Regions from separate parts of the Homo sapiens genome. Here region 1 is linked to region 2. Evidence: chromatin loops called from intact Hi-C (ENCODE). Cell type or tissue: Calu3. All regions are shown on one strand. Links, peaks and the distances in the headings refer to the core of each region. The heading gives the core; the rest is flanking DNA. Region 1 overlaps AKAP13 (A-kinase anchoring protein 13). Region 2 overlaps AKAP13 (A-kinase anchoring protein 13).

Region 1 (15,885 bases), core at 4,558-12,557, 120 kb before region 2:
TAACTTATTCTCTCAAGTGTTTCAGAAAAAATCTTTAGGGGAGTGATAAAGAGAGGGAGAGAGGCTGGCGAAACAAGTATTCTAACATTTGAGGACTGGACGTGAAGAATACATGGGAATACTTTGTACTATTTTTGCAATTTTTTCCCCAGTGAATATTATTTGTAACTATTTTTCAAGTCTAAAATTATTTCAAAATAAAAAAATTTTAAAAAGTGTGTCAGATTCATGCCCACAAATACAATAAACTTAATGTATTAGGGATATTTTTAGGTAAAAGGAAGAAGATCTCAAGATAAACTCTATGCCACCTTTTCTGTTTAAGTGCTGAGCCATTCACTCAAAGAAGTAGTAAGCAAATTTTGGCAGGTAATGTTATGGGGCCTTAAAGTGAGAAAAATAATAGGAAGAGTGGTTAAGATTTAATATATTTAATTTTTTTAAAAAGTAGTATACTCACTGTCCAATCCAGGATGGCTGATTGTCATTAATGAGATGGATTTTGTCAATGGAGAGGAAATGGCTGATGTACAGTAATTAAATCCCTGCTGCTTAGATCTGTGACATATCTGTGAAGTAAAAAAGTGAAGAACACGTTGTAAGCATATACTCTCATATTTCTAGATAAGCATAAAACCTTATAATTAGACCCACATAGTAAAATAAGGCAGTGAAGAAGCGGGTGAGAGCACAGGCCTTGTGGTCAGACAGACTTAGGTTAAAGTCTGCTCCTGCTACTTAACAGCTGCTCAGTTTCAGAGAAGTTACTTAGCTTTTCTGAGGCTTAGTTTTCTCATCTGTAAAATGGGGATCATTAGAGTATCCATTCTTTACAGTGGTTCTGTATCCCTCATAGCATCTAACAATGTTTCAAACTTAGTAAGTACTTAATAAATATCTGCTGGATGCATAATCACTTAAAAATAATTTCACTGGAAATATCAAACTACATACAATACTTGTTCTTTGAAAATCTAAATATTTCTTCATACAGATATAGTAGAATATCAGTAATAGTATTCTGATTTTACTTTATTTATTATTATTTTTTTTTAGACAGAGTCTCACTCTGTCACCCAGCTGATGTGCAGAGGCATAATCTTGGTTTACTTACTGCAACCTCTGCCTCCAGGTTCCAACAATTCTCCTGCCTCAGACTCCTGAGTAGCTGGGATTACAGGTGCGCGCCACCACGCGCAGCTAAATTTTGTATTTTTAGTAGAGATGGGGTATCACCATGTTGGTCAGGCAGGTCTCGAACTCCTGACCTTGTGATCCGCCTGCCTCGGCCTCCCAAAGTGTTGGGATTACAGGCGTGAGTCACCGCACCCAGCCTATTTTTATTTTTGAGACAGAGTCTCACTGTGTCGCCCAGGCTGGAGTGCAGTGGCATGATCTCGGCTCATTGCAACCTCTGCCTCCCAGGTTCAAGCGATTCTCCCGCCTCAGCCTCCTGAGTAGCTGGGATTACAGGGGTGCACCACCACGCCCAGCTAATTTTTTGTATTTTTGGTAGAGACAGGGTTTCACCATGTTGGCCAGGCTGGTCTTAAATCCCTGGGCTCAAATGATCCACCCATCTCAGCCTCCCAAAGTGCTGGGATTATAGGTGTGAACCACCAGGCCTGGCCTCTGATTTTAAATAATTGGAAATTGAGATTCAAGTAAAGTGTCTTAAGATCACAAACAAAACAACAGTGTATCTGGAAAGAAGCCTAAATCTCTTCCCTATCCTCTTCTAAGATGATAGTGATTCTACATGAACGTAAAGGTAACTGAAATTTGATAATTTAACTCTCTCAGTAAATTCACAGCAGCTTTGAGACCATGTAATCCAACCACCTGCAGAAGTTCCTGGTACAACATCCCTGAAAGACAGTCATCTAGTGTCCACTAGCACACTTCTGGTGATAAGAGCCCATTCCAATTGTTAACTGACTTTATCATTAATCCTTTCCCTTCACAGAATGAAATCTGCCTCCTTATGACTCACATATTGAAAGGGAAGCAGTGAAAAATCCGTTACTAGCATGAACTTGACTCACTTAGGCCAGACTTCTGATTATTTAGAGCTTGTTTCATGTGTAACCATGGCAGCTGAGGCAAACAGTTGCTATGTTTCAAATACAACTGTGAGGTCTAAAAAATGACCTCAGTGAAAGGCAGAGACTTTTAACAGGAAGTTGGCTACAGGCAACTCGTCTAGATCAGAGTGAAACAAGCAGCTCAAATGCCTACTCTGAGGTTCCATACAAGATAAAAACTATGGGTAAGTAGAGATTCCAGGAAGGCTAAGCATAGCAAGGCACTAAAACAACAACTTTATCTAGAAAGACTGAATCAGAAAGTCCACTTCAGAAAGACAGTCCATTTTAGAAACACATCAGTAGTAGTAACGTCTTACTAAAATGCAGGGTTATCTGTCAAATTCCCGGAAATATCCATCTTAGAAAAGGTATCACATAAATAATATTAAGAAAATTAAATCATTCTTATTTCCTCCTTGAAAACTCACCTACTCCAAAAACCTGGAAAAAAGCAGAGAAATTAATAGCCAGGAACTCTTGAGTTTAATACTGTTCAGCTAATAGCCACTTACACGGCCTTAGGCAAGTCATTTAAATGAGCTGGAGCTAAATCTGAAGGGATATGTCAGTCTTGGCCTATGATTCTGTTTACAAATCCACAATTTTGGTATTTTACCTCATCTTGTAAATGATTTCCAAAGGATTCTATAAATTTGAAATGCAATTTATTTTAAAGATTTTTTCACTGTTTATTTACCCTTAGCAAAGCTGTGCTCAGTAGCCATCCAAGAATTGTTCCTATTTTTTTCTTCCTTTCTCTGTTACCATTAGGCTGAGTAAATCTAAATCACTTGCTTCAACAAGCATATTCTTCATATTCTTATTTTTTCTAACTCCTTCTGAAGTATCAGAACAAGTAGAAAAATTTTTAAAAGGGGCAAAATTCACTCTTCAACTGATTTTCATTATGCCTAAATCTCTTTATTTGTCTGGTCTCACACAAGCATAAGTGTTACAATAATTACTAAGATAATCCTTCAGTGTCAAGTTTATATTTGGTCATGTTAGTGCTTCATAGTAGGATGCAATAAAAATTTAAACTTCTACACAAAGTCCTACTCAGCAAATCAAGGAAGAGGTTGTCAATGTTTTTGTTTAATTAGAAATGTATCATTAGATTCTTGCCTCAAACTCCAGTCATCTATTCAAAAACAGTTTTTTTTTAAATTGTAAGTGTTTCATTTGGAGGAAATAAGATGCATCCCAGAATGCTTTCGTAAATTAATCAGTCTTCTGACCCAAGAGGAAGAGAAAAGACTTGCAGTGAGGTACAATGATATAAAAGCAAATAATTTGAATTCTCAACTCAAAAGCTCCCCAAGGGATTGTCAAAAGTGGTAAGTGATAATGAGGACATCCAGAAGATGAGAACTAAGAAGTCACTTTGATTTGGCTGACATGGAAATCCATGACCTTCAAGACAGGAGTTTCAAGAGACTGGTAGCAGCAGAAATTAAGAGATGATTAGATGGTGATAAAGAGAAGGCAAAGGCCAGGCACAGTGGCTCACACCTGTAATGCCAGCACTTTGGGAGACTGAGGCAGAAGGATCACTTGAACTGGGGAAGTTGAAGCTGCAGTGACCTGTGATGGCACCACTGCACTCCAGTATGGGCGACAGAGTGAGACCCTGTCTCTAAATAAGTAAATAAATAAATAAAATTTTAAAAAGAGAAGGCAGGGAGCATAGATGCTCTCTTAAGAATTCTGGTAGGCATCAGAGTGAACAGGCGACCTACAGAAGGCAGAAAATTTTTGCAATCTACCCCTCTGACAAAGGGCTAATATCCAGAATCTACAAAGAACTTAAAAAAATTTACAAGAAAAAAAAAACTCCATCAAAAAGTGGGTAAAGGATATGAACAGACACTTCTCAAAAGAAGACATTTATGCAGCCAACAGACACATGAAAAAATGCTCATCATCACTGGCCATCAGAGAAATGCAAATCAAAACCACAATGAGATACCATCTCACACCAGTTAGAATGGTGATCATTAAAAAGTCAGCAAACAACAGATGCTGGAGAGGATATGGAGAGATAGGAACGCTTTTACACTGTTGGCGGGACTGTGAACTAGTTCAACCATTGTGGAAGACAGTGTGGCGATTCCTCAAGGATCTAGAACTAGAAATACCATTTGACCCAACGATCCCATTACTGGGTATATACCCAAAGGATTATAAATCAAGCTACTATAAAGACACATGCACATGTATGTTTATTATGGCATTGTTAACAATAGCAAAGACTTGGAACCAACCCAAATGTCCATGATAGACTGGATTAAGAAAATGTGGCACATATACACCATGGAATACTATGTAGCCATAAAAAAGGATGAGTTCATGTCCTTTGCAGGGAGATGGATGAAGCTGGAAACCATCATTCTGAGTAAACTATCGCTAAGGACAGAAAACCAAACACCGCATGTTCTCACTCATAGGTGGGAACTGAACAATGAGAACACTTGGACACGGGGCGGGGAACATCACACACCGGGGCCTGTTGTGTGGTAGGGGGCTGGGGGAGGGATAGCATTAGGAGAAATACCTAATGTAAATGACGAGTTAATGGGTGCAGCAAACCAACACGGCACATGTATACCTATGTAACAAACCTGCACGTTGTGCACATGTACCCTAGAACTTAAAGTGTAAAAATAATAATTTTTTAAAAAAAGAATTCTGGTAGGGATGGGAAGGAGAGAGAATCAACTGACATTTCCTGGAAGGTGTAGTAAGAAAGTTTTGTTTTTAATTTTTTTCCTACAAAGGAGAAACTTGGGATATGTTTTAGAGAATTGGGAAAATTAATAACGATATGTAGCGTATTTCAAGATTCAGTTTACTATTGAGAGGGTAAAAGATGGTCTCAGATAAGAAGGAAAAACTCAATTTAATATCCTGGATACTTTCCTAATTTTAAAAAGTGTGCCTTGATGGAATATTTAAATCTATGCAGATTAACGTAGTCTTTATTTTTTCTTTTTTCTTTTTGGAGACAGAGTCTTGCTCTGTCACCCAGGCTGGAGTGCAGTGGTGCAATCACAACTCAATGCAGCCTTAAACTCCTGGTCTCAAGTAATCCTCCTACCTCAGCCTCCCGAGTAGCTGGAACTACAAGCACAAACCACCATGTCCAGCTAATTTTTAAATTTTTTGTAGAGATGGGGGGTCTTGCTATGTTGCCCAGGCTGGTCTTGAACTCCTGGGCTCAATTGATCCTCCTGCCTCAACCTCCCAAAGCACTGGGATTATAGGCATGAGCCACCATGCCTGGCCCTTTTTAATTAGGTGCTAAACACTTGGTTTAGTGCTAGATTAAGTATATCATATAATGGGTAAGTAATCATAGCTACTAGCCTTATACTACCAGAAGCCTTGCCTTCTATGTTCATATTTTGTGAAATATATTTTTTCCAAATTAGACATATTTAAGACTTACCTGCTGATCAAACATCCTATGTTCTCTCTGGTCTGACTCCAGATCCTCTTCTGAAAGTGACACCAAAGAGTCAACCCGTTCCTCACCACTGAATGGGTGTCTGAGCTCTTCGGCATTTGCAGAGCTTACTTCTAGAGATGAGGATGGCTTGTTTCCGACACCAGCTCCTCCTGTCAAGCCTTCTAGACTGAAACTGAACATAGGGCACAAAAGTTAATTCATTCTATTTCTGGGTCTCAAAAACAAAGGAGGACACAAAATCCCTTTGGGTATATCTCCCTTGTTTGTGTATTATTTCTATGTCAGCTAGCAAAACTGTCTAAAAGGGCATGGCACAAAGAATACTACCTACCTTTCCCCCACAGATCTTGGAATACTGAGAAAGAATACTGCACTTAGATTTTCTTACCGCATTAAATTTATCCAAATGTTGAACCACCTAAGATCACTTCTCAGATTTTTTTCTACACACTATATGGACAGACCATAGTTATCTGATATTTTATATATGTGTTTTTTCCTTGATCTAATTAATCTTTGTGAATCTAACTCTACTAATGCCAAGTAATTAAATGTCACAGAGAAAATACGAGCTTAAGTAACTTTCAGAAGGCAAACTGGGTAACTTGCCCTTATGTCCATTAAGTGGACCTTTATAATTTTACATTCAAGTTGACCTTTATAATTTTACAGGTATGCTTTCACCCAAGAAAACCCAAGTGTTACTCATGAGTGTTACCATCTATGCACACCTGGCCAAACAACTGCTGACAGACTTCTCGAGAATTGTTAGTTGCAACAGGCACATATAACACCTTAATGAACAAATGCTGAAAAGCAACCTGGTCTAAGAGTAGAAAGAGTTGTAATTTTTTGCCTGGATATTGGTAAAGGGAACAAAGGCAGTCAGGATTTGGCATTTTAAAGAGGATTCCTCCAAGACAGATTCTGTGGTTTGCAGAATGAAAAGCATTTTCAGTAAGCAGAAGGCTACAGAGACAGGTTAGCGATTTAACCTCCTTGGGTTGCTAACTAGAGTAATTCACATCTGTTACAACTGCAGCGGAAACTTCTTTAAAATAACCAAGATCTCGAAACATAGCTGTAGCTGACCATGTTCTCCGCTAACAATGAGCTGGAATTCAATCTGAAGGTATACTGAAGCTACTTAGTTACCTCCACTCAAGGAAAACTGTACAGAAAATTGCTCCAATTAAGTTCATACCTACCAGTCCAGGACTTGTATTTGCTTTTTTAAATTATTTATTTATTTATTTTGGTTTTGTAAATAACTTAACGAACTGAAGCCATATAACTCTATTTTCTCTAGTAGGTAAACTAAACAATGGATATGTTTTTCTTCAATATAATAGAAATCATGACTAACTACAAGTAAATGACTCTGTAAACCTCATTTTCTTTCTTTTCCTATTTTTTTTTTTTTTTGAGACAGAGCCTCCCTCTGTTGCCCAGGCTGGAGTGCAGTGGCACGACCTTGGCTCACTGCTACCTCCATCTCCCGGATTCAAGTGGTTCTCCTGCCTTAGCCTCCCAGGTAGCTGGGATTACAGGCACCTGCTACCGTGTCTGGCCAATTTTTGTATTTTTAGTAGAGATGGGGTTTCACCACGTTTTTCAGGCTGGTCTCCAATGCCTGACCTCAGGTGATCCGCCCACCGCAGCCTCCCAAAGTACTGGGATTACAGGTGTGAGCCACCATGCCTGGCCTGTAAAACTCACTTTCAATACCAGGGATAAGAGGAGGGGCTAAGTGAAGAAGAAATTACTTGAAAAGCCTAAGAAAACCAGATCTATGCTTACTGCAAAACTTAATTCTGAAAATGTTTTAGTAATTAAATCTGGCTGTTCAGTTGAGAGAAGAATATGAAACGATGAGGAGTCTCTGAATTTGGAATCTACACAGAATGGTGGATTTAGAAGCATAATAGAAATCAGTGCATCTTATTAGCTGCCTTGGTTCTTTGATTGTTTTCTTCGGGTTCCAAGAATTTTTAGGATCTGAAAATCAAGACAAACCAAAACAGAGAGAGATAAATCTGTGCAGAAAACATCAAATCTATGGCCATTTGAGACATACAGGATGCATCACCCGACTCTTAGGCTGCATCCCTTCAGCTGAGTTAGTGACACCCATAGCAAAGGCAATGAAATGCTGTGCTCACAGACAAAGCAGGCTGCCCATATGCATCCCAGCCACACAGAAGCCAGCTCCAAGCCAAAAGCCCTGATGGCGTATTTTATGGTTCCCCATTTGGTGGCGGGACACATAACAATATCATACCTTCTGTAATTAAAGTCAGCACTCAGGCCAGCAGAGTACTGCACACCAGAGGGGCACCAGCTCATACTGGGGATGACATCAAAGACAGAAACAGAAATGCAGGGAGAAAAGAGGAAACAGGAATGGGGTTATTAGGTTTAAAAACGAAGGGCATAGTTAGAGACAGACGGATTTATGCGATCAACAAAAAATTTAGGAATGTAACACTGACAATTTTTAAAAAGGCTATAATAAAAAATCATAGAAACTTAAAAATATTTTCTTCTTGTCTAGACAGCATTGTGGAAAAAGACTGTGGGTTCTTTACAGTATCACCAGTTCAACCTGAAACCCAAAAATTCCTTCTAGTGAACTGTGGCAACTACCTATGGCTTGCTCTTCAGACATGAGAGGTATTTCAAACTCCACCACTGGGTACAATCTCTCAGTACATCGCATACTCCCACATCACCCTTACCATAGTATCTCTAATCCTAGACTTTTTAAAAGAGACAGTGACAAACTGTGCTCTGGTGGGCTCATGGAGTCATCCGGTTTTTTTTTTTTTTTTTCATGTGTTTCCATTACGGATCCAACCAAACCAGACATTAATAGATTCTGCATGATAAGATACTTAGTCAACACTGGCATCCATCTTCAAACCCTACTCACTAGGCTGTTACGTTAAAGATAAAGCATATAACACTGATTATATATTTGCTTATGTTTTAATGATAATGAAAACTACCCCCCAAGACGGAGTTTCACTCTTGTTGCCCAGGCTAGAGAGTAATGGTGCGATCCTGGCTCACCGCAACCTCTGTCTCCCAGGTTCAAGCGATTCTCCTGCCTCAGCCTCCCGAGTAGCTGGGATTACAGGTGTGCACCACCACACCCAGCTAATTTTGTATTTTTTTTAGTAGAGATGGGCTTTCACCATGTTGGTCAGGCTGGTCTCAAACTCCTGACCTCAAGTGATCCACCCGCCTCAGCCTCCCAAAGTGCTGGGATTATAGGCTTGAGCCACCGCACCTGGCTGATAATAAAAATTTAAAAAAAAGGAATTCTATGGCACTGAGTTAGAAATGTATCTTTTTAATTTCAAGTTTGTTTCCATTTTTCCTACAAGATAAAAAAAATCCATCTGATCATCTACTTCCTTGAATATCCCAGTAGCGGTGTCCATTATCAAGTAGCAAGGACAGAAAATCTGGGGTTGGAAATGCTAAGTAAACACCACTAGCTAAAACAATAATCAATTCAAAATATTGTGTGTTCTATAAAGGAAACTGCATGGAAATGTTGGGATTTTTATTAACAAAAGCTATCATTAAAAAAATACCCTGCTACCTGGGCCATAAAGTTCTAGGTGATGTGTTTTTGTTTTCTGAGAAGAGATAAAAGCAGAGCTTGTGGACAATAAAAACACTCGGCTCAATAAAACCACTCGGCTCCCTCCAGAATCTTGCAGATGGGAAGGCCTGGCACCAAAAACACCTATACTGGACACATCTAATAACTTTGTTTTGTTGTCAAGTGGGGTTTTTGGCTGGAGAAAGGAGACAAGGAAAATGGGTGGGAGGATGTAAGAGCTACCCCTATGGCTCTTTTAAAAAATCTTTACCATATCATTTAAAACTAAATAGTATAAAACATTTTAAATCAGATTAAATTAGTGGTATAAAGCTTACAAGTGCAGAAGCAGAAAGTAAAAATATAGTGGAGACACTTCGCTGGTCTGGTAAGTGGGATGACACTGACATAATTTACTTGTGTGAGGAGAAGATATATATTTTACAAACACAGATAAGACTCAGAAGTCCATTCTTTGACATTATTAACTTAAATTTTAAATCGCCAGTTAATAAATAGGCATATTTTTACCTAAATATCCAACTTCTTTTTTAGAAACAGAATGTGGCAAATCAGTAACTGAACATACACTGCCAAACCATCATTCTTAAAAATAATCTCCTTCTACAGATTTAAATGTTCCTTTACTTCCAGGATATGACAATGATGTGGAAGACTGTGAGGAGATTTAACACGAAGAGAGTGAAAAACAATAGGGAGATAGGAAGACAGACATAAAAGCTTTTTTTTTTTTTTTTTTTTTTTTTTTGAGACTTAGATTCACTCTGTCACCCAGGCTGGAGTGCAGTGGCACCATCTCAGCTCACTGCAACCTCTGCCTCCCAGGTTCAAGCAATTCTCCTGCCTCAGCCTCCTGAGTAGCTGGGATTACAGGTGCATGCCACCACACCTAGCTAATTTTTGTGTTTTTAGTAGAGATGAGGTTTCACCATGTTTCCCAGGCAGGTCTCAAATTCCCGGGCTCACGCAATCCATCTGGCTCAGCCTCCCAAAGTGCTGGGATTACAGGCGTGAGCCACCGTGCTCGGCCAAGATATAACAGCTTTTCTAAGGTACCAGGAAGGAAGCTGCAGATGGTCTACAACGTCTGCCCTTTCTGGTAACAGAAAACTCCTTTCATAATTAAGAGTATTTTGGAAAGCATCGTCATTTCCTCAATTCCTCAATTAGTAGGGATAATATTTAGTAGTTCTTTGGCTTTGAGATTTGTAAAGTTCTAGATTAAAAAACAACAAATGTCCCTCCTCCTGCCTTATAATACCTGTTGTAATGTTTCAATTTTATAAAATTTTAAATTATACATTACGTTCTTCCTACAAAAATAAGTTTCACTAGGGATGAAACTGGCTGGAGTTGTTGATGACACTCCATGTATACACTAACTCAGACTGCATCCAGCAATCTGTCGTCTCCCACCTTGTCATCAAGTGCATGTTTTTAATAAGCTCATATTGAAGAGCTTTAATAAAGACCCAGACAAACGTATCTCCAAAGAACCTTCTACTGAAAAACTTATTTAGTAGAGATGGGGTTAAAACTTATTTAACAACTTATTTTCTGGAAGAACAATTTCATAGGAATCATGATTATCTGAAATTCATGAGAATATCTGAATTTCAGCTCAATTTCTTGCCTAAAATCTGGAATTAAAGAAAGCATCCACTTGAAAAAGACAAAGTAGGAAAGATCACTATTTGCCCACTTGCCAACAAACAGGTTCAGCTAATAGTTAAAAATACTTCTTTACAAATGCCTCCTGAGAAACTAACAGTAATATAACCCTAATTTTTGGATTTCTAAATATTTTTCTAAACAATGGAAGGTCACTAATGACTTCTAAAGAAAATCCAACGGAAAATTTGAAGCAAATTAGCAATCTGACTAGAAATTACTTCTCAGCTTATAAATCGTTTATTTTTAGCTTCAAAATATTACCTGACAAATACTAATTAAGGAATTCAAAGGCCAAGGAATGAACTTATGCCTCTGACTTGCTTTAAGAAATGACTATATCCACAATGGAATGGAAAATGCCAGGTGGCCTAGTAATAAAGTCTTTCATTACATTATTAAACAATGTGTTGACAATACTTTAGGGCCTGTGCACAAGCACACACACATTCCTGGTTTTTCTTTTGTGGAAAAGAAAAAAAAAGTACTCCCCAGGGTCCATTAAATAGGCACGACATAGACAATTCTTCGAACTCTCCTAGAGAAAGCTAGGTGAGACCCTATTCTCACAGTCATCTGAACAACAATAAGCACAAGATTTAAAAAAATTAAAAATAATTTTTAAAAAAGATAAAATAGCATAAAACTTCAAATTAAAGAAACCATTTCATATAAAATGGACACTAGCAATTAATAAGTACCTATATTTTATTTGCCTGAATTAGATGGGACATTACTTAAAAGTAGATGATCCAATCATGGATTAAGCAGAATGAGATGCTTGTTAGTATATGCTCAGAGGTGACATGGTTAGTCCATCAAGTTAATGAACTCTGTACCTTCTCCTATGAATGGGAGGTCTCCTGACAACATCCCCAAGAACTCGCATTGAACTGAAAATGAATGGTGAAGAGGTCAGTGTTGCAGGTGAAACAAAATGGGATACAAATGCATGAAACATACAGACACCACACTGGGGAGAGAGACACTGCTCAAAGAGAAATGGCACAGGCAAGAGAATGAAGGAATGTGGAATGAGAAAAACATCAGGACCAAAAGGGCCTGACAGTTTCTGTGGAGGGCTACTTTGCTCCTCCCCTTGCTCCAAGGAGTTAATCAGATGGCAAAAGTTACAAAGTTTATTAAATTATTAAAGAATCAGAAAAAAATTACTACTCAAAGCTTTAAAGGGGTTTTTCTTAACACTTTAAAATTCAGGTTATACTACATGCAGGTAATACCATAACAATTAGCCAAACTAATTAAAACCTCACTCTCATTCCATTATCTTCAGAGGTATTAGGACAGTGGTCCTAGGTAAGCCCTAGCAGTAAATTCAAACAGGAGATCCCATGACATTATGCAGGATGAAAAGAAGTAGAGTTCTAGTCTCAGTTCAGTCTAGAACTGAACTGAGATCACCATGTAATTTTGGGCAAATCATTTATTCTGAGCTTCAATTTCCTCATCTGAGCTACATGACAGACACAGTCACATGTAGCTCTAAAATCAAAGTTGTGACAAAGGAACCCATAGTGGATTATAAAGAAAAGGGGATTGTATAGAAAATAAACCCTCATTCCTTGATGCTGTTATCATTTAAGATAAGACTGTCCTGCCAAAAAAGTTACATTTGCTTCAAGCTCTGGCTGTAGGGATCATTCACCATGCTCTTACATTTTCTGTTGCTCTGAATGCTTAAAAAAAAAAAAAAAAAAAGAGTACACCACGAGCAAAACTGGGAAATTACTTTTTATAAAATCTAGGGTCTCAAACGTATATAAAAACAAGCTAGCAGAAAAAGCATGCTGCTTATTTTTAAGGTTAGCATCCTACATGCCACCATAGAATAATATGGAATTATAGAAACGGCATTTGACTAAGAGACCAGAGACCTTGGATAAATGATGCAAACTACCTGCACCAGTCTTCTCATCTGCAAACATGGGGATAATACCACTCGACTCATGGAGAGGACTGAAAAATTATATCAGAAATGTGTTATAAAGAGAGTCTGAAAAGATTAGCAAATTAGGAAAGTGTAAGAAGGTATTACTGTGAGCTCCATGCAGGCAGGGACTTTGTCTTGTTTACCTATCTCCAGAACCTAGAGCAGAGTCTGGCACATAGTGAGTGTTCAATATATGTTGGCTGAATAAATAAGTGAATGAATGTGATTACACAGCCATAATATTATCAGGAGGTTGAGAAATTTGAGCAAATAATTGCTATTGCTGAGCTGTTTACATCAATTATTATTATTACTACTATTATTATTATTATTTTGAGACAGGGTCTCACTGTTGCCCAGACTGGAGTGCAGTGGTATGATCATGGCTCACTGCAGCCTCGAACTTCTGGGCTGAAGCAATCCTCCCATCTCATCCTCTCGAGTAGCTGGGACCACAGGCATGTACTACCATGCGCGGCTGTTTTCTTTTTTGTAGAGATGGGGTCTCCTATGTTGCATAGGCTGGTCTCAAACTCCTGGGCTCATGAGATTACATCAATTGTTTTAAAACAACTGTCAGCCTCATCCCTTATCTGTTTTACTTATTAGCAAAGTAGCTTTGGAATAAGCACACTCTTGTAAATATAGTAGGCACTACCATACTCATTCTTTAAAGCTAAAACCATCTGCTTACATTTGTCTAGCCAGCCAGCAGTCAGAAGTCAAATTCAGGCCAGGCGCGCTGGCTCACGCCTGTGATCCCAGCACTTTGGGAGGCCGAGGCGGGTGGATCACAAGGTCAGGAGATCGAGACCATCCTGGCTAACACAGTGAAACCCTGTCTCTACTAAAAATACAAAAAAAATTAGCCAGGCGTGGTGGCGGGCGCCTGTAGTCCCAGCTACTTGGGAGACTGAGGCAGGAGAATGGAGTGAACCCGGGAGGCAGAGCTTGCAGGGAGCCGAGATTGCGCCGCTGCACTCCAGCCTGGGTGACAGAGCGAGACTCCATCTCAGGAAAAAAAAAAGAAGTCAAATTCGACATACCTTCATATAGCCTGCTTCCAAATTGAAGGACTGATACTGGGTCACACTTAATACAAGTTCCCACATGGGAAAATCCCAACAATTTAATGGTATGTAATGAATGTAAAATGAATGTAATGAGTCTTATATCCTCTTGAGGGTTAAACAATGATAATTTAGACTTTATCAAAACTTTCTGTATTAGAAACAGATGGTTTTAATTCTCAGAAAATACTCTGAAAGACTTTGATGTGTTAAGACTGTAAGACTTCATGTTTGTTTCTTAATTCAAAGTTGACATGAAACTACTGCCTCCAATATTTTCTCATTCATAAGTTTCATTAATGTGGTAAGAATAAACATTCCCATTTACTAAACACTCATTATATGACAATCACATTTCATTGTATTATTAAAAATAATAATGAAGGTATTTTACAGATGAGAATATTAAAGCTTAGAGGGGTCAGGTGACTTGCCCAAGGTCATCTACATAGTAAATTTTGGAGCTGGGGTCTGAACACAGATTTTCCTGATTCCAAAGCCTATATTCTTTCTTCTATACTATGGGGTCTCCTAAATTCTTTTACCAACAATAATACAAATCAGAAGCTTCTCAAAAGCAAGCAGACACTGAGACACTAAACAAACCGCCTCCCATCTCACCTCCGGTGGTTCATTTCTGCATCGCTGGCTGCATTTTTCCCAGGCCCCCAGCTGTGCCTCCGGAAGGGAGAAAGAGAGCGCATGGAGCTCCTTAGGACAGAGCAGTTTGCAGGCACTTCAGTGATACTGTCCATCTCCTCCTCCTCCACGTCGCCTGGGTCAGCAGGCTCACTCTCACTTTCTCGACCCTCAGCTCCCATCCCATGGCTGTAGAATCCATCAAGGCTTTGCCGATCTCTTGACCTGTTTGGCTTTAAAATCTGGGAGAGAGACACATCACTGCCATGAGAAGAATGTCGGTCCAGTGAAGCCGTGTCATCGGTGGATGAACTGGATCCGGTGATATCACAGGCCAAATGCTCTTCCTCTGGCTGTAATGGAGAGAAAGCACATATGGTTGAAGCCAGCAGGGCCAATCAGATAGCCTCAGTTATTCTAGATCAAGCCAATGGCTTCTCAGTGGATTCCAGGCAGGTAAGATCATAATTGGCCTCAGAGACTTGTTTTTTTAATAGGATGATCACAATTGGATTCAAATCCCCCCTGGACTCTAGAAGAGAAACAGTCTAGATCTATCCTCTTTTTTTTGTTTGTTTTTGAGACAGTCTCACTCTGTCGCCCAGGCTGGAGTACAGTGGCTCCATCTTAGCTCACCACAACCTCCGCCTCCTGGATTCAAGAGATTATCCTGCCTCGGCCTCCCAAGTAGCTGGGATTACAGGCATGCACCACTACGCCTGGCTAATTTTTGTATTTTTAGTACAGACAGGGTTTCACCATGCTGGCCAGGCTGGTCTGTAACGCCTAACTTCAAATGATCGACCCACCTCAGCCTCCCAAAATGGTGGGATTACAGGCGTGAGCCACTGCGCCTGGCCTAGGTCTATCCTCTTTTTATCCTCTTACTAGAGGTACTACACTAGAAGTACATCATTTTTTCTTTCTTTTCTTTTTTTTCCAATTTGAGACAGGGTCTCACTCTGTCACCCAGGCTGGGGTGCAGTGGTGAAATTATGGCTCACTGCAGCCTTGACCTCCTGGGCCCAAGTGATCCTCCCACCTCAGCCTCCCGAGTGGCTGGAACTACAAGCATGTGCCAGCATGCTGAGCTAATTTTTTGTGTGTATTTCTTTTAGACACAGGGTTTCACCATGTTGCCCAGGATGGTCTTCAACTCCTGGGATCCTCTTGCCTTGGCTTCCCAAAGTGCTGGGATTACAGGTTTGAGCCACCGTGACCAGCCCATTTTTTTCTTCAAGAGGAAAAATATCAAATTTATGTTAGTTCTTTCAGTAAATATCACCAACTGCAATGAAGGGAATCCATCTGTCTCTGGGTTTTTTGTATATGAAAACAAAATTTATCATGTGTTAGGTTTAATT
Region 2 (15,885 bases), core at 4,408-12,407:
TTCTTGTTTCTCTAATCACTTTCCTTGTTTCCCCAATCACTTCTATTTCTGCCAATAATAAATGCAGGTAAAATGTTCAAGTCATTCTTTCTATTGGTATGCGTTTAAGAAAACTTTAGAATTGACCAAGTAAAAATCACATGTAGCTTTTAAGAGCAGAAGGTGCTATCAACTGATCCTTCATTTTCTCACACCTGACTATCAAGCCCTATACTCCAGGTCTGTATTTTCTTCCACTTAAGCCTGAAGTGAAGTCAGAAACAAATCACATGCTGTTGCCATAGATAATTTGTTACCACAGATCAAGTAGTGTAATTTCACAACTCTGACCACTCTGAAGTCTAAATGTTATACGGCAACCAAGAACAAACACATACCTTGCTCAGTACATATGTGTCATTCTGCAGGGAGAGAAAAGAAGTTTATAGAAACACAAGATGCTTGGAATGGCTCTGTGATTCCAACCAACTTTAAATTCCTACCCATCTTCTTAGAAAGCCCAAGGGAGTTTGTAAAAGTTCACAGGACTTGGAGTTACAACCTGGTTCAAATTATTCCTCCATCACTTACCAGCTATGGCTATTACATTTCCTTGTGCAATGGAGATAAAACGCCCACCTTCAAAGGGCTGGGGAGAGGATAAAGATATGAGAATTTACACAAAATACCTAGCAACGAATACAATAAATTGCTCTATAAGTACAATATTATCTTCAGAAAGTACATTTTGCAATTTTCTAGCATGTTGCCAGATAGGCAATCCTGAGATTACTAGTTAAATGGTTTAAAAAATACAAAATGTCAAAATGCTTAAAGTTGTCCAGCTGAAAACTTAGGGGGAAAAAAAGGCACTGAGAACCAGAGTTATTAACCATCATAAATTAATTAGGTTAAAAGCCTGAAAATGCTACCAAACATGCCTCCTCACAAAATTCTATGAATAAATCCAAATACAACCTAAAGACAGGTTGTGAAAAGAGCGACTAACTATACGGCCTTGGACAAGCTGCTTTAGCCTCCCCGAGGTTTGCTGAGGGGTTTTAAATGAAAACGCAAGTAAAGCACCAAGGTAGTACTGTGCATAATACAAAGCAGGTATTCAATATTCAATAAATGTTAGTCTCCTCCCCCATTCTCTAGTTTCCACTCAGTTCTACAACCTTATCTTTACCAAGACACAAAGACCTAGATCACACAATGACAAAGGAAGTCAGATACAAAGGGATGGACAGACTGATGAATGGGAATTTGGCCAGATGTCAAGTTATCCCAAATCCTGCCTCTCTGGTTATTATTTTTAAGGTATGTCTGTACATTTGTTTCATCTTTTGCTTTACTATGCAAAAGCAAAGTCTCCAAACTTGTTTTGCACCAGATGGGCTACTGAGGACCCACTTGTCAAGTACCTGAAGAGGAATCTAAAAGGGCAAAATTACTATGTTGGCAGAACATCTTGCTCAATAGCACTTGGTTCCATTGTGAAATATGTATTCTTGAGTAGTCACTCCACCACCTAACCCTACACCTAGGTTTCAAGCGCAAGTGTCTTGTAAGAAGGACTTGAGAGCTTACAGGCACAAACCCTTTGAGAGGGGCCAATAGTGCCCACTACAGTAAATCATGACTGAGTACCTAGAGCTTGTCAGGCTGGGTCTGTGTTCAACATTCACATGTGTCCCCTCAATCTGGACAGATCGGTGCACTTTAGGTTCTGTTACTTTGCAACCTTGTGAACCGAGACCTTGGGCAAGTCACTTTACCTCTCTGGCCTCAGTTTCCTCAATTATAAAACAGAGATGGCCAGGTGCAGTGGCTCACGTCTGTAATCCCAGCACTTTGGGAGGCCAAGGCAGGCGGATCACGAGGTCACGAAATCGAGACCAGCCTGACCGACACGGTGAAACCCCGTCTCTACTAAAAATTCAAAAATAAGCCGGGCGTGGTGGCGTGCACCTGTAATCCCAGATACTCGGGAGGCTAAGGCAGGAGAATCACTTGAACCTGGGAGGTGGAGGCTGCAGTGAGCCGGAATCATGCCACTGCACTCCAGCCTGGGTGACAGCAATAGTCTGTCTCAATCAATCAATCAATCAGAGATGACAATACTTACCATATGTAAAATGGTAGCTTAAATGTAATCAACCATACTTTAAAAGTCATATAATGGGTAATATAAATGTACAGTTATTATAGTAAGAACCTTGTTTTCCTCAAAAAACATATAGACTAGAAACCATATAACCCTTTACATTTAAGAGTCATTTAATACTGTACCCTAGTAGCCTCGTCCTGAGTCTCTTCTTTCTCTCTGCCAAATTTTTGTAGAGGGAAGAATATGGGCCTTGGCATTCCACAGCTGTCTGTGTAACAGTAGCTCTACAATTTTCTATATAGCCTTGGACTAGTTACTTTAATTATCTGAGCCTCCATATTTCTCCCGCAAAACACAGATAATGCCTATTTCACGAGGTTGATATAAGGTTGAAATGAAACAATATCTGTAATGTACCAACCATGGTTTCTAGTGCAGTATAGGCATTCAATAAATGAAGATTTGTTCAGCTGATACTAAAAATAAGATGACATTTATGAGGACAAATATGTTTAAACTGGCTCTTATGGCAACTGAAATATTTCAGCACTTGTATGCCACCACTCCAGAGTTGAAATTCTTAAAATAAATACTCTTCTTATAAGGGTGGAAGGACTGTAAATGATTTTTTATCCATCTAGAATTCCTTGTTCCATTAATCTACAGGCATCAACATCACAGCATGTATCAAAGGGCCAAACTAATTTTATTTAAAGTAGTATCTATTACACTAGGGAATAATTTCCAACCTACATCAAGTCCCTACATCAAGTCCTACATCAAGTAGGGACATTCAAATGATGCTTAAAATACTTCAAGATTCTGGTAAAATTTCCCTGAAGTATGAAAAACTGACATAGGCATTAGAAGGAAAAGAAAATTAAAGAAAGGGAAATGGGGGTAACATTTATGTCAATCACTGAGTTATGCTCTCTACATGAATTGTTTATTTCTCAAAGCAACCCATTGAAGACAGTCCTCTTCTTCTTCTTGTGAGACCAAAAAAAAAAAAAAAAAAGGCACTGAGGTTTGGAGAGGTTAAGTGAATCACCCAAGATAAATAATACAGTTTCACAGAAGTAGACCCTGGATTCAAAACCAGCCAGTCTAACTACAATTCTCCAATCTCTCTACTAACTTTAATTCACAGAGAACTACAAGAAATATTACAAAACAAGATATCTGGTAGACCGATCAACTGGAATTTGAGTTTCATTGATCAGTTAACTCTAATTTTACTGATGTCATTATTATTATTAATATATAAGAAATGTTCAAATAGAGTATCTTAGAGTTTAACAAAGTATTTGCACCAATCTTTTTTTAGTTAAAATAACCTTGTGATGTAGGCAGAACAGGTATTATCATTAAGAGAGGGGAAACATGAGACTCAGTGGATAGGTGACATTTTCCAAGTCACACTAACTACTAAGTAGGCAAGCTTAGATTTTTATTAAGCTTTTAATCCGTAAGCAGTTCTACCATACTATACTACCATCTTTCTCCAAGAAGAAATATTTATGCACCTTTATTTGCTCCACAAAAATAACCAGAATCTGTATGACAAATAAGCCCTAATTTTTCATATTGCATACACTAAAGGCTGGGTTATCATCCAGGAAGTAAATAGCAATATCCTTTATTTATGAGATGAAGAAATCAAGGCTTAGCAAGGAAAGTTTGCAAATGGCAGAGCCAAAATGCAAACCTAGGTTTGACTTCCAAGTTTGCACACCTAGTCACTAGCTGGAGCCTCCTCTTACTCTCAAGCTCCCTCATACCCCCAACATGGGTGATCCAAGTCCCAAGATTTCTACTTTGAGATGTGTGAGTAAGAGATCAGCCAGATCCAATAACATCTGGCTCTAATATTTTCTTCTTAGATAACTACAATGCCACGCTCATCTGATATTGTCACTTCCTAGCATTCATGACACCAAGAGCCTGCAAACTGGGGTCTTTACCTATTCTCTCCATTACTAACTAGTTAGGTGACCATGGGTGGGGTCTTCAAATCAGAGGAGATGATTGTCCAACTAAAGGAAAAGTAGGCCTACATGTTTTGGGTACTCTTCTGGGGCTAAGATTTCTCAGGCAAGACAGAAAATTAAAGAAAGGGAAATAAGAGATAACATATATGTCAATCACTGAGTTATGCTCCCTACATGAATTCTTTCATTTACTTAGAGTGAAACTTAAATACAATGTATTTAAGATGAATTTTCAGATCACAAATGCATTCATATTCATAATGTAAGATCTAAATATAAGCTAAAGTGAAACAGCAAGTCAACAAAAGCTCTGCCTTCCCTAACACTGAACAAAGTGAAAGTTAACAATCATGGGTTACAAAAAAGGGAAACTGTAAAAAAAATGTCCTGAGTAGTTATTACTATCTGGTAGGATTTAAAATAAAGTTCAAGTGTTTTCTAAAGGGATAGGTCTTAGAGAATCCTTATATGTCCAAGAATGGCTAATCATAATTTTCGCAGAAGTAAGACTTGCTTTATCAAAATAGACTGGCAATCAAAATAAGCCTTGAACAAAGAAACACAAAAAGAACTTGGGCCCTAACCAGCACAAGGCTCCCCACACCCCACTTAAAAATTAAAAAGCAAAAAACAAGGTAAAGCACCAAGGAATTAAAACAACAAATGTACTTGGGAAGGGCTATAAATGGGGTTAAATAAGCTTGACTTTTCAGTAAAGTGTAGAATGCAACTAGTTATTCAATAAATGTAAAATATACATAGCCATACTTCAATTTCATACTAACTGAAAAGAGGCAATAAAAGAGGCCGGCTTATATGTGGACAATTTCATTTTTAAAAAGCAGGGTGGGGAAGAAGATACCCAAACTATTAGAAAGATAGCATCATGGCTGGGCGCGGTGGCTCACGCCTGTAATCCCAGCACTTTGGGAGGCCGAGGTGGGTGGATCACGAGGTCAGAAGTTCGAGACCAGCCTGACCAACATGGTGAAACCCCGTCTCTACTAAAAATACAAAAATTAGCCGGACATGGTGGCGCATGCCTGTAATCCCAGCTACTCAGGAGGCTGAGGCAGAAGAATTGCTTGAGCCTGGGAGGCAGAGGCTGCAGTGAGACAAGATCGTGCCACTGCACTCCAGCCTGGGCTACAGAGCAAGACTCCATCTCAAAGAAAAGAAAAAAAAAAAAAAAAGAAAGATAGCATCATACATTGTGGCGATTCTTAACTTTCTACAAACCCCTTCGTGAATCTCACCAACAAATGCTTTATTCAGAAAAACATGTGCATAAACCTTTATAATTTCAAGAGATACAGACCCCATGAAGTCTATTCTTGGGCCACTTTTTAAGAATCCCAGGAGTGGAAGGAAAGAGCTCTGGACAGCTTTTGGCTTCTATTTCTGGTCATACCACCTTGTTATCTTCATCCAACCACTTTGTCTCTCTGGATCTCAGTTTCATCTGTTAAAGATGATCTTTTCTTTTTAAGGCTGTAGTATTCCGTTATATGAATATACCACATTGTCCATTTATCTGTGATGGACATCTAGGTTGTTTACACTTTTGGCTGTGTGTGTGTGTGTGTGTGTGTGTGTGTGTGTGTGTGTTTGGTAACAACAATTATATAAATTTATTTATGGGGTACAGTGTGATGTTTTAATCTATGTATATACCATAGAAAGATAAAATCAACCTAAGTAACATATCCATCATCTCAGCTACTTATTTTTTTGTGGTGAGAAATACATTCTTTTTTAGCAATTTTGAAGTACGTATTGTTTTTCTGACACGTTACAACATGGGTGAACCTTGAGGACATTAGCTATGTAAAAGACAGACACAGAAAGACAAATGTTGCATGATTTCACTTATATGAGGTACCTAGAATGGGCAAATTCTTAGAGACAGAAAGGAGAACAGAGGTTATCAGGGGCTGGAGAAAAGGAAGTTCAGTTTGGGTGATGACAAAGTTCTGGAAATAATAGTGGTGATGGTTACGTAACTCTGTGAGTGTTGTGATGGTACTGAATGCTACTGAATGCTGTCCCTAAAATTTACTATTTTAACCATTTTTACGTTATGTATATAGGAAAAGAAAGGGGAAGGAAAGGAGAAAAGAAAACCAATAACAAAATGATCATTCTTGATTCTTTAACAACTGAAATTCTACCAAATTCTACTAGAATCACTCTCACACTGAGTGATTTGGGACAATCGCCCCCTTTCCATTTTTTAATCGCTAATTATGACTCAGAACTTTTTCTAAGCTTCACAACAGTAACATCCCAGAATTCAAGTTAAGAGCTAGATCTGCAGCAAGGTGCTCATCCTCTCCTATCAGGGTCCTCTATTGGTGATTTCTCAGGTTGGTTTTCCCTTACCAATCTCCCTTCAAAAGGAGGTAAGTGGCTTTCCCACATGTAACAGAAGTAGTACTTTTAAAGTAAGCAAAAAAAAGTCAAAGAACAAACACACTCTAGTTTCCTTAAAGCTGTGCTGCAATAACAGTCTTGTGACATCCCCTCCAAGGATATAATGAAGCTGTTGTAATCACTTTATTTCCCCATTTGGATGGCAGTCCTTAACCAACTCTGCTTCCCAGCAAAAATCAAATTTAGAGGAAATGCATTTGAACTTCACAATAGTTATGCAGAGTTAACTGTTTCAACTTCTGAAACAAGGCCTCTCTTCCTGAGGCCATGAGGCTAACCGTAGAATGAATCCAATCATTGGCCAGATGGGAAGTGTGAAGGAGTAGAATGTATCACTCCCTGGAATACTGTCTTAGGAGAGCTCAGGTATCCAAAGCTCATTTGAGATAAGTGCCCCTCCTACCACCACTGTATCTGTAGCACCCATCAGAAAGCTTTCTGCAAAGAACTGTCTGTCTAGCGTGATGGGGAAAGGTATAAGCCTGGCAAGTGAATCAAGAAAAAGCTGTTTACATAACCGTAAGTAGCACTACATTCTGAGGTCTCTTTTTGGTCCTTCCAGACTATATACACAGTTAAAAATGGTAAAACATAAAGCACAACTAAATTAAATCTGGCATGAGCAAAATATCTGAGAATTTGCTAATACTGACTCAATTTGCACAGGTCCCTCAATTGCTAAAGAACATAGATCCAATGGGTTTATACTTGTTCAGATAATGTGGTGGAAAAGATAATGATGATAACCACAAAACTAATAAAAATGTATTAAACAACAGAAACTATTCTTGAAACTTCTTTATATAAACATTCCAATAAAAACTTTTGGCTGCTCTAGTGTGTTTATTTCTTTATTTATACAAGAATAAAAGAGCGCTCTTCAAATGTTTTGACTAACAACCTTCCTCTAGAGAACTCTTTAAAGAGTCAGGACATATAATAATTGAGCCCAAAAACAGACAGGATTTCCTACTGCACATTTCCAGGACAATTCAGTTGCTTTTTATTGCTGTTCATATGAAGAAACCACTGCTCTCAAATTTTATTCACAGAAATTACATTCAATCCAAAACTTAATTGTTTACAATATTTTCTGTATGCAATTATAATATGGAAGTACTGGTTTCTAATTAACTCTTTCAAGTCTTAAAGACATACCAGAAAAAAATATATGATATAGGAAATCTGTTTCCTCTTGTACTAAACCAGGATAAACTGTATACATTGGTAATGTTATGCTACCTCCACAGACAAGGCTCATTCTGACTTTTGAGTAAAATAGTAAAATATAAGAGATAAGAATTGAAGAAGGCAGGCAGGCAGACGAGAGAGAAAATGGTTAACACGACTTACGTTTCTCTCTCAGACAATGAAGTGGTTAGCAGGAGCAAGCTTACAAACCTCCAGCAGAAGGCAAGATACAGAGCTGAGGTTTTAATTTGCGGCAAACACACAATGAGATGCCAAGTGGGTGGTACTCCTATGAATCGGGGGTGGGGCTGGGGATGAGAGGAGGGAAATAAGGCAGAAGGAGCACTTACTCGGTTAGAAGCTGGTGCAGCTTGTGATAGCCTCGCTCCAAGGCCAAGCTCACAGGCGTCGCCCCTTCCTGGTTGTGGATACTGAGAGCTCCGCGGCCACCTGGCTTCTGCAACAGGAACCACGTCAACCTCAGCAGTCCCAGCCGCACAGCAAAATGCATCAATGTCTCTCGCGGGCCAGCATCTGTAAATGGGGGAGAAAATGAACGTAAGTGAGGAAAATATAAAAACAAAAAACAAACAAACATAAAGACAAGTTATGTAAACACCACTGCCTCCAAGTGCCTAAGATTGTAAAGTTAAGCTACAACATACAGTGTGAACAGCTTTATTGTGGCCAGGTAGAATCAGCCCTCAAGTAAAGGCAAAACAAAGCTACAAAAGCATAGAAAGTATAGGAAGCAAAATCTTCAATCGAACACAGTCCTGCAAAAGAGAATCAGGACATTTCTATATTCTGACTTAATACACAGTGTTTGTTCAACCAATTTCACAGGCAGGCATATAAAGGCGACCCATACACACGTTCTTTTACTCAAATAATAATAACAGAAGCAAATGCAGCCCCACAACATGAGGTCCAAGAGGGAATAGCTGTTGGGACTTAAATGGGTGTATCATAAATGGTATAATTACTTTTTAAAAGAACACCCAGACAGGAGTTGGCTAGTTAAACACTAAAAACAGGTTCTGCTTGTTCAGTACACATGGGTCTTTTTATTCCTACACAATAAGGGCAAATCAAATTTCTGGCACTGCCAGCTTTATTTATTTGTTTAATGAGAGGAAGAAATGCATCTCCTGGCACAATAAGGAAGACTAACTCTAAGACAATCCACTAATAACTGCAGAAAGGAAAACGTTTATTTAACTTGAAATAAAGGCTCCCTCTTAGTAAAGTGAGTCACTCTGAAAGTGACAGAATGAGGAAGGGCTTGTAGTTAGACAAATCAGGGTTCGAATCTGGCATTTACCATCTGTGTGACCAAGCGTGATTCATGTAACATCTCTGAACTTCACTTTCTTCATCCCTAAAGTGAGATACCAACACCTCACTCACAGAGGTGTAACAAATGAGAAGAGGTAGATGAAATGCTAGTATTATGACTGGCTGTAGTAGACATTCATTAAATCCCAGTTCCTCTCTGTTTCCCGGCTCTCTTCACTGTCCTCTTGGACATCAAATTACATTCAAGGTTCACTAGCAATACTCTCTTCCTTCAGCAGTCCTCAGTGCCCAACCTAGGATGACAGGAGCTGAGGTCTTTGCAGGGATGCCACATATAGCCCCACAAGGCTGTACTACACTTAACTCCAGGGAGCTGGGAATGGCACCCTGAAGTTGTGCCTGCCTCAGCTTAGCTATCATCTCTTTCTTCATGGCCTCCCACGGGTCTAAACTTCTTCACTAAGCACTCGGACTTTTTGGACCCCAGTGGTTTTCTCCTTACTGTGAAGTCCTCAAATGCTTCTATACGTGAATATCACAAAGGAATGAACAGATTTTTGAAGCTGTGATTTTACACTGAATTACACTGTTTCCAAATGTCATCTGTGTATTAGTCTGGTATCCCTATTTCCAAGGTAAATTTCCTTGGAAGCACAATTTTTCATATTGTATATTTTCCCTACAGAACTGTATATGCATAGACCAATTCAGGATTTAAAGGGTGTTTAACCAGAGGCACATGGCTGGAAAGATTATGCCCCAGAAGCAACAACTACATGTGCAGGTACAAATTTTAATAATCAACACCTCTGCGCAGATGGCAAGGCCAGACAAAAGGACAAATAGAATCCTCACAAAAGATCAAATAGCACCATCTAACTTTTGCCTTACAGTTGTTCTGACATCCTTATCAAGAACAAAGAGCTAATGAGGCACTAACTAGGAAATACCTGATTCTTTAGAGGCTAGTTATTTCCAACCTTGAAGCAGCTGTCTCTTTACCACCCTCCCACAACCACTCTTCTGATTTGTTATTTGTTCTGAGTCAGCTCAGCATTTCAGTAGAAATCCCAATACTACAGCCACACGCCTGCTCAGAAGCTGATGCCCTGACTTCTGCACTACATCCTCTCTCAATTTCTGAAAGTCTTAGCAACTGGTACCACATCTGCTTTTGTGTAGACCCTTTCTGAGGATAACAGATTAGGAGAAAACAATGTAGTGCTATGCACCATGCACTGGGCTAGGCAGTTTATGTCAACTTTTTCCATTCTATCTTCTCAGTAACCCTATGAGGTCTGGTTATCTTCATTGTGCAAATGAAGGCAGATTCATAGAATTAATAGCTTGCCCACAGTCAGATCAGGATTTAAAATCAAAAGTTCTTCTGTCTTGCATTAAACAAACAAACAAACAAAAAACCTTTTCCATTACTCCACCCTGTTTCTTTTTGCTAGGAAATAAAACCACAAATACAAAAACAAGCAATCATACAAGCAAGCTAAACTAATGTGGTTTAAAAAGCACCTTTTTATGTTTTCTTCCAACATTTTATTAACTTTTCCAACATACACATAGTTCAAAGAATCACACAGCAAATAGCCAGACACTCACTCAACAACCTAGATCCTACAATTAATGTTTTTCTATATTTGCCTTATCACATATATATCCAACGATTCTTCCTTCTATTTCCCCATCGATCCACCTTATTTTTATGCATTTCAAAATAACTTGAAGATATCAGTCCACTTCACCCCAAAATACTTCAGCATGCATATAATTAACTAGCATTCAATATGTAGTTACAATTTTAGGTGATTTATATACAATGAAATACATATGGTATAGTATACCCATTTGATAAATTTTGACAAATGCATATACACGTGAACCCAAATCTGTACCAACATATAGAAAATTACCAATATCCAAAAAAGTTCTTTTGTGCCACTTTCCAGTTAATCCTCTCCTCCTCATTCAGAGTTAACCATTGTTCTGAATTTTTCACCTACATTAGTTTTGCCTGTTCTACAACTCCATATAGATGAAATTATAGAATATACACTCTTGTGTAAGGCTTCTTCGATGAGCATGTTTGAGATTCATCTACATTGCTGCATGTAGCAGTAGTACATTCTCTTTTACTGCTGAGTAGTCCACCGCATGCATATACCCCCAGTTTTAGGTATTCTCCCATTAATTTCTCACACATTTTTATTTGATTCAGGGGTCATGTGAATTAGGTTTGTAGAAGAGGCCAAGGTGCAAAGGGATAAACGAATATATGAATTTAGTTTCCTTTAGTCTGTGTTGTTTTAAGAGCATGAAAGCTTCCATCACTGCTTTCTTCCTTTTGTGTTTAAACTGCAGAGCTCAATCATTTAGGATCAATCTCTGTTCCCTTTTCTCTGCATCAGTACTCCTCTGTAATCTGAGTTACTCAACTTCATTTTTTTAGATCACTAATGGCCTTTCCTACAGTGTCAACTGAGTCCTTTGTCCCCAGTGTGAATTAACTGTGCTTTAGGATTGTGGATGGCTGCATCATTTTTGCCAACTCACTCCCCTTCCATCCTTGTCGTCATAATAATAGCTTTGCCGCAGATGTAATTAAAGCCCCTAACCAGTTGATCTAATAAGGGAGGTTATCCTGGATTATGTGGGCAGGATAATCCCACTGCATCAACTGGAAGGCTCTGAAAGCAGGTCTTAGATTTCCCCTGGAGAGAAGGGATTCCATTCCACCTGTGGAGGACAGCACTAGCCTGTGCCTGTGGAGCTCCATCCTGCCCACGATCTTCCCTTCCTCACGTGATATTTTGGCCCATGTTGGTGGACTGACTTTTGCCCATGATCTTCCCTCCCCCTCCTGCCCTACAAATTTTGGACTTATTAGCCCTCACAATCAAAGGCGCCATTCCTTGTAATAAATCTCAACATATTATTTCTCTTAGTGGTTCTGCTTCTCTACTTGAACACTGACTCATAAAACCTACTTTTCTCCTTGCTGTCTCCTTCTCTAATTTCATAATAAACCTGATTTTATTGAGCTCTTTAAAGGGCAAATGGGAAATATCATCTACATTTTTTTGTTTCTTACAGAAAGCATACTCAGAAAATCTTCCATCTGAATACTTATGATACTTTTCCCTTTTCTTTATGCTGTAATGTTATTCCATAGACCCCATGTTGGCTGGTTATCCTGTTTAACCATACTTAATTGGAAAGATCTCTGTAGGCTTAGCCTCTACCCACAGAGAAGGAAGGCAGAAAATGTCTCACATCCTGCTTTCTATTTACTTATATGCTGGACACACCTGTCACACACCTTCCCTCAGATCTGCAAAAAAGTTGATGTGCCTAGTAGGCATTCAAGCATGATGAGCCTGCTAGAGGGTTGTATCTTTTATAAATGGTCAGATTCTCTAAGTAAAATGTTCTAAGTTCTGAGATCAGTACAATAATCAAGGACTACTCTCCTACCCCATCAATCCCCCCAGCAAGCCCAGCTTACAGTACTCTTTGAATCTATACCTATGATTCCAAAATCACCATTCTTTGTACTATTCTGGACTACCTCTTAAAAAACCTAAAGTCCCACATGATGCAGGAATTCTCAGCTGCATGTGAAAGGAAGGAGAACAGGCCACTGTGAGAAAATGCAGTTGTGGAAAAATGAGACCTGTAACCTTGTAACAAAAACAAGGTTTCAGAGGCAACAAAACCTTTTGGAGCTCAAGTCCTACCACTACTAGTCTTGGGATCAATAAATATTAATCTTCTGCCAAGGGGAAAAAAAAACCACTAGCAGTTTTAAAATATGTTGTTATTTTCTTTTCAGCAGTGATGACAGCTGAAAAAATACACAAACACAGGCCAGGCACAGTGGCTCATGCCTGTAACCCAGCACTTTGGGAGGCCGAGGCGGGAGGATCATGAGATCAGGAGATCGAGACCATCCTGGCTAACATGGTGAAACCCCGTCTCTACCAAAAAATACAAAAAATTAGCCTGGCGTGGTGGCGGGCACCTGTAGTCCCAGCTACTCAAGAGGCTGAGGCAGGAGAATGGTGTGAACCTGGGAGGCAGAGCTTGCAGTGAGCTGAGATCGCACCACTGCACTCTAGCCTGGGGGACAGAGCAAGACTCCCTCAAAAAAAAAAAATACACAAACACTAATGTAGCTACGAAAAAATATTTATGAAAAGCTATCAAGGCCGGGCGCGGTGGCTCAAGCCTGTAATCCCAGCACTTTGGGAGGCCGAGGCGGGAGGATCACGAGGTCAGGAGATCGAGACCATCCTGGCTAACACAGTGAAACCCCGTCTCTACTAAAAATATAAAAAATTAGCTGGGCGTGGTGGCGGGCGTCTGTAGTCCCGGCTACTCGGGAGGCTGAGGCAGGAGAATGGCATGAACCTGGGAGGCGGAGCTTGCAGTGAGCTGAGATCACACCACTGCACTCCAGCCTGGGCGACAGAGCGAGACTCCGTCTCAAAAAAAAAAAAAAAAAGAAAGAAAAGCTATCAAACACTCTGAAAGGAGGTGGGAACTGAATCATCAAATGATTATGGTGGGCGACCTATTAACCAATATCAGATGTATAGAATTGGGAATACACAGGCTGTTCTTACTGCAGTTTTTCCTAAACCTGTCTTCCACCTCTCCACCCAAATTTCTCTTTGAGGGGAGAATTCTTGCCCCCAAAGATGATCAGATCTCTTTTTCACTTGGTTATACAATATCATGAGTAAATAAGAATGAAGATTCCCCCAGGATGTTTCTCCCTGCTTCCTCTAGAGCAAGTCTGCAGTGGGCCCACCCTACATTACCTGGGAGTTATGCTGACGGCTACTGCACAAGGGTCTCTCAGGGAAAACACCCCCCTAGCTTACCATTTTCACTAACCACCGAGCTGAGAAACTAAGTGAGACTTGGAAAACTCAGAGAAAAAAATGTCCTTACCCCACCATTCACGCCACACCCAGATGAATCCTTATCACCTGCATTTAAGGCAGAACTGTGGCAAACAGTACAATGTGTAGAAGCTTGTTTATATAATTAGGGATGAGAGAACATTTGGAAGATTTAAAAGGACAAACTCCCTCCTGTTCATATTTAAAGTGAAGATTAATTTTTGTAACAAGTAAAACATCAATGTTTTGTGTCTCCAAATGGTACATTCAAAATGAATAGCTTATAAACTAGCACACATTATCAGAATACACTTTCCCCCATTTCACAGATGAGGAAATTAAGTAACAGAGAGATTGAGTATTTTGCACAAACTCTTGCAATGAAGCCAGGATGCAAACAAACTGACTCCAATGCCCCTGCTTTTCCCACTTTGTAAGAGCAAAGTTAAACCCAGAATTCTTAACTTTATGCTCATGCCTGAAGTTCAGGGAGACTTAAGAAATTTATCATATGTAAATGTGTGCACATAGGCACCTATAAACATTTTTTTCTGAGGAGAAATCTGAGCAATTTCCAAAGGAGTCACTGACCTGAAGAAAGCTAAAAAGCACTGCAACTAAACAATTAAAACAGTAGGAGGATTAGCCATAAATCTTACATAAACTACTTTGTCTAAGTATTAGGCTAGAATATCTCTAAACATCCTAGCTTTCAACAGCAAGAAGTCCTGTTATGTAACAAGGTGCCTTATTTACCTGTATTACCTCAGGCATCATGGTTACTTTGTACCTTTCTCCTTTAAATACCTATTTAAAAGTATTTATGTGCAACTCATTGATGTGAACAGACTATTCCATTACATTTGTCCCTCAACAGCAGGCGTGATGAACTCTTAACTGATGCTTCTCTCCCTTACTGTACCCAGTGTTCCCAGATTCTAATCATCAATTAATAGAACAATTTAAACTGCAGAATGTGAACTGAGCACAGAAAATCAGATTCCTCATCCCAGTTGTTGACTTAAAGACACTTCTATCAAGTCACTTGCATGCATTTCACCTTGCAAAGTATACAACTTACACAATTTCTTTTGTTATTTTATTATTTTAAATATATGTACAATAAAATTCACCTTTAGGGGATGTACACTCCTATGAGTTTTAACACATGCATAGATTCTTACAGCCACCACCACGAACAAGACAAAACAACTCCAACAACCCAAAGAATTCCCTCATGATACCTCTTTCCAGTCAGACTTCCCCCACTCCCAGCCCCTAGCAACTACTCATCTGTTCTCTTTTTCTATAATTTTGCATCTTCCAGAATATCATATAAATAGAATCACATAGTATGGAACCTTTGGAAACTGACTTCATTTTCCCGCATAATGCATTTAAAACACATCCAAGTTGTTGCACATGTCAACAGTTTGCTTCTTTTTATTGCTGAGTAGTATTCCACTGTATGGATATATTATAGTTTGCTTCTGTATTCACTCAGTGAGGGAAATCTGGGTTATTTCCAGTTTTTGAAGATTATGAATAACATTACTATGAGCACGTCCGTGCACAGACTTTTTGGTGACTACAGATTTTCATTTCTCTAGGATAAACACCCAAAAGTGGGATTACTGGGTCATACGCTAAGTGTATGTTTAACTTTACAAGAAACTGCCAAATATTTCTAGAGTGGTTATACATTTTGCATTCCTACAAGCAACATATGATATGTTCTTCATCTTTGCCAGCACTTGGTATTCTTCATCTTAGCCATTATGATAAATGTGTAATGATATCTCATTGTGGTTTTAATATGTATTTCCTTCCTCAAGTGTTCAAATTTGGTTTGGCCTTTGTTAGCACTGCTTGAGCAATTTTGTGCAACAGAAAATTTACCAGTACACTGACAGTACAAAAAAAAATTAAAGCTGGCCAATTCCCTCCTATTAAAGACAAG

The links. A loop is a pair of places that touch in the nucleus more often than their neighbours do. Peaks named below come from ENCODE experiments on the same cell type or tissue, not always from the same donor. Only the 100,000 strongest peaks of a DNase experiment are listed, where the experiment ranks them.
Region 1: it touches region 2 in a loop (2.2-fold over the local background); 2 of 110 quality-filtered maps call a loop at or near these places.

Annotation. Positions count from the first base shown.
Region 1 is chr15:85,654,406-85,670,290 of GRCh38, reverse strand. It overlaps AKAP13 (A-kinase anchoring protein 13), which reads right to left. Exons shown (of 37, transcript NM_007200.5): 11 at 14,504-14,874; 12 at 11,701-11,754; 13 at 5,536-5,728; 14 at 461-569. Among named protein-coding and RNA genes, the nearest start is that of LINC02883, 96 kb to the left of the region's middle. RefSeq lists an enhancer at 2,034-2,203. In Calu3, for the core only: no CTCF peak of the experiment used is centred there; no DNase peak of the experiment used is centred there.
Region 2 is chr15:85,536,128-85,552,012 of GRCh38, reverse strand. It overlaps AKAP13 (A-kinase anchoring protein 13), which reads right to left. Exons shown (of 37, transcript NM_007200.5): 5 at 8,058-8,241. Among named protein-coding and RNA genes, the nearest start is that of AKAP13, 160 kb to the right of the region's middle. In Calu3, for the core only: no CTCF peak of the experiment used is centred there; DNase peaks (open chromatin) are centred at 8,102 and 8,802.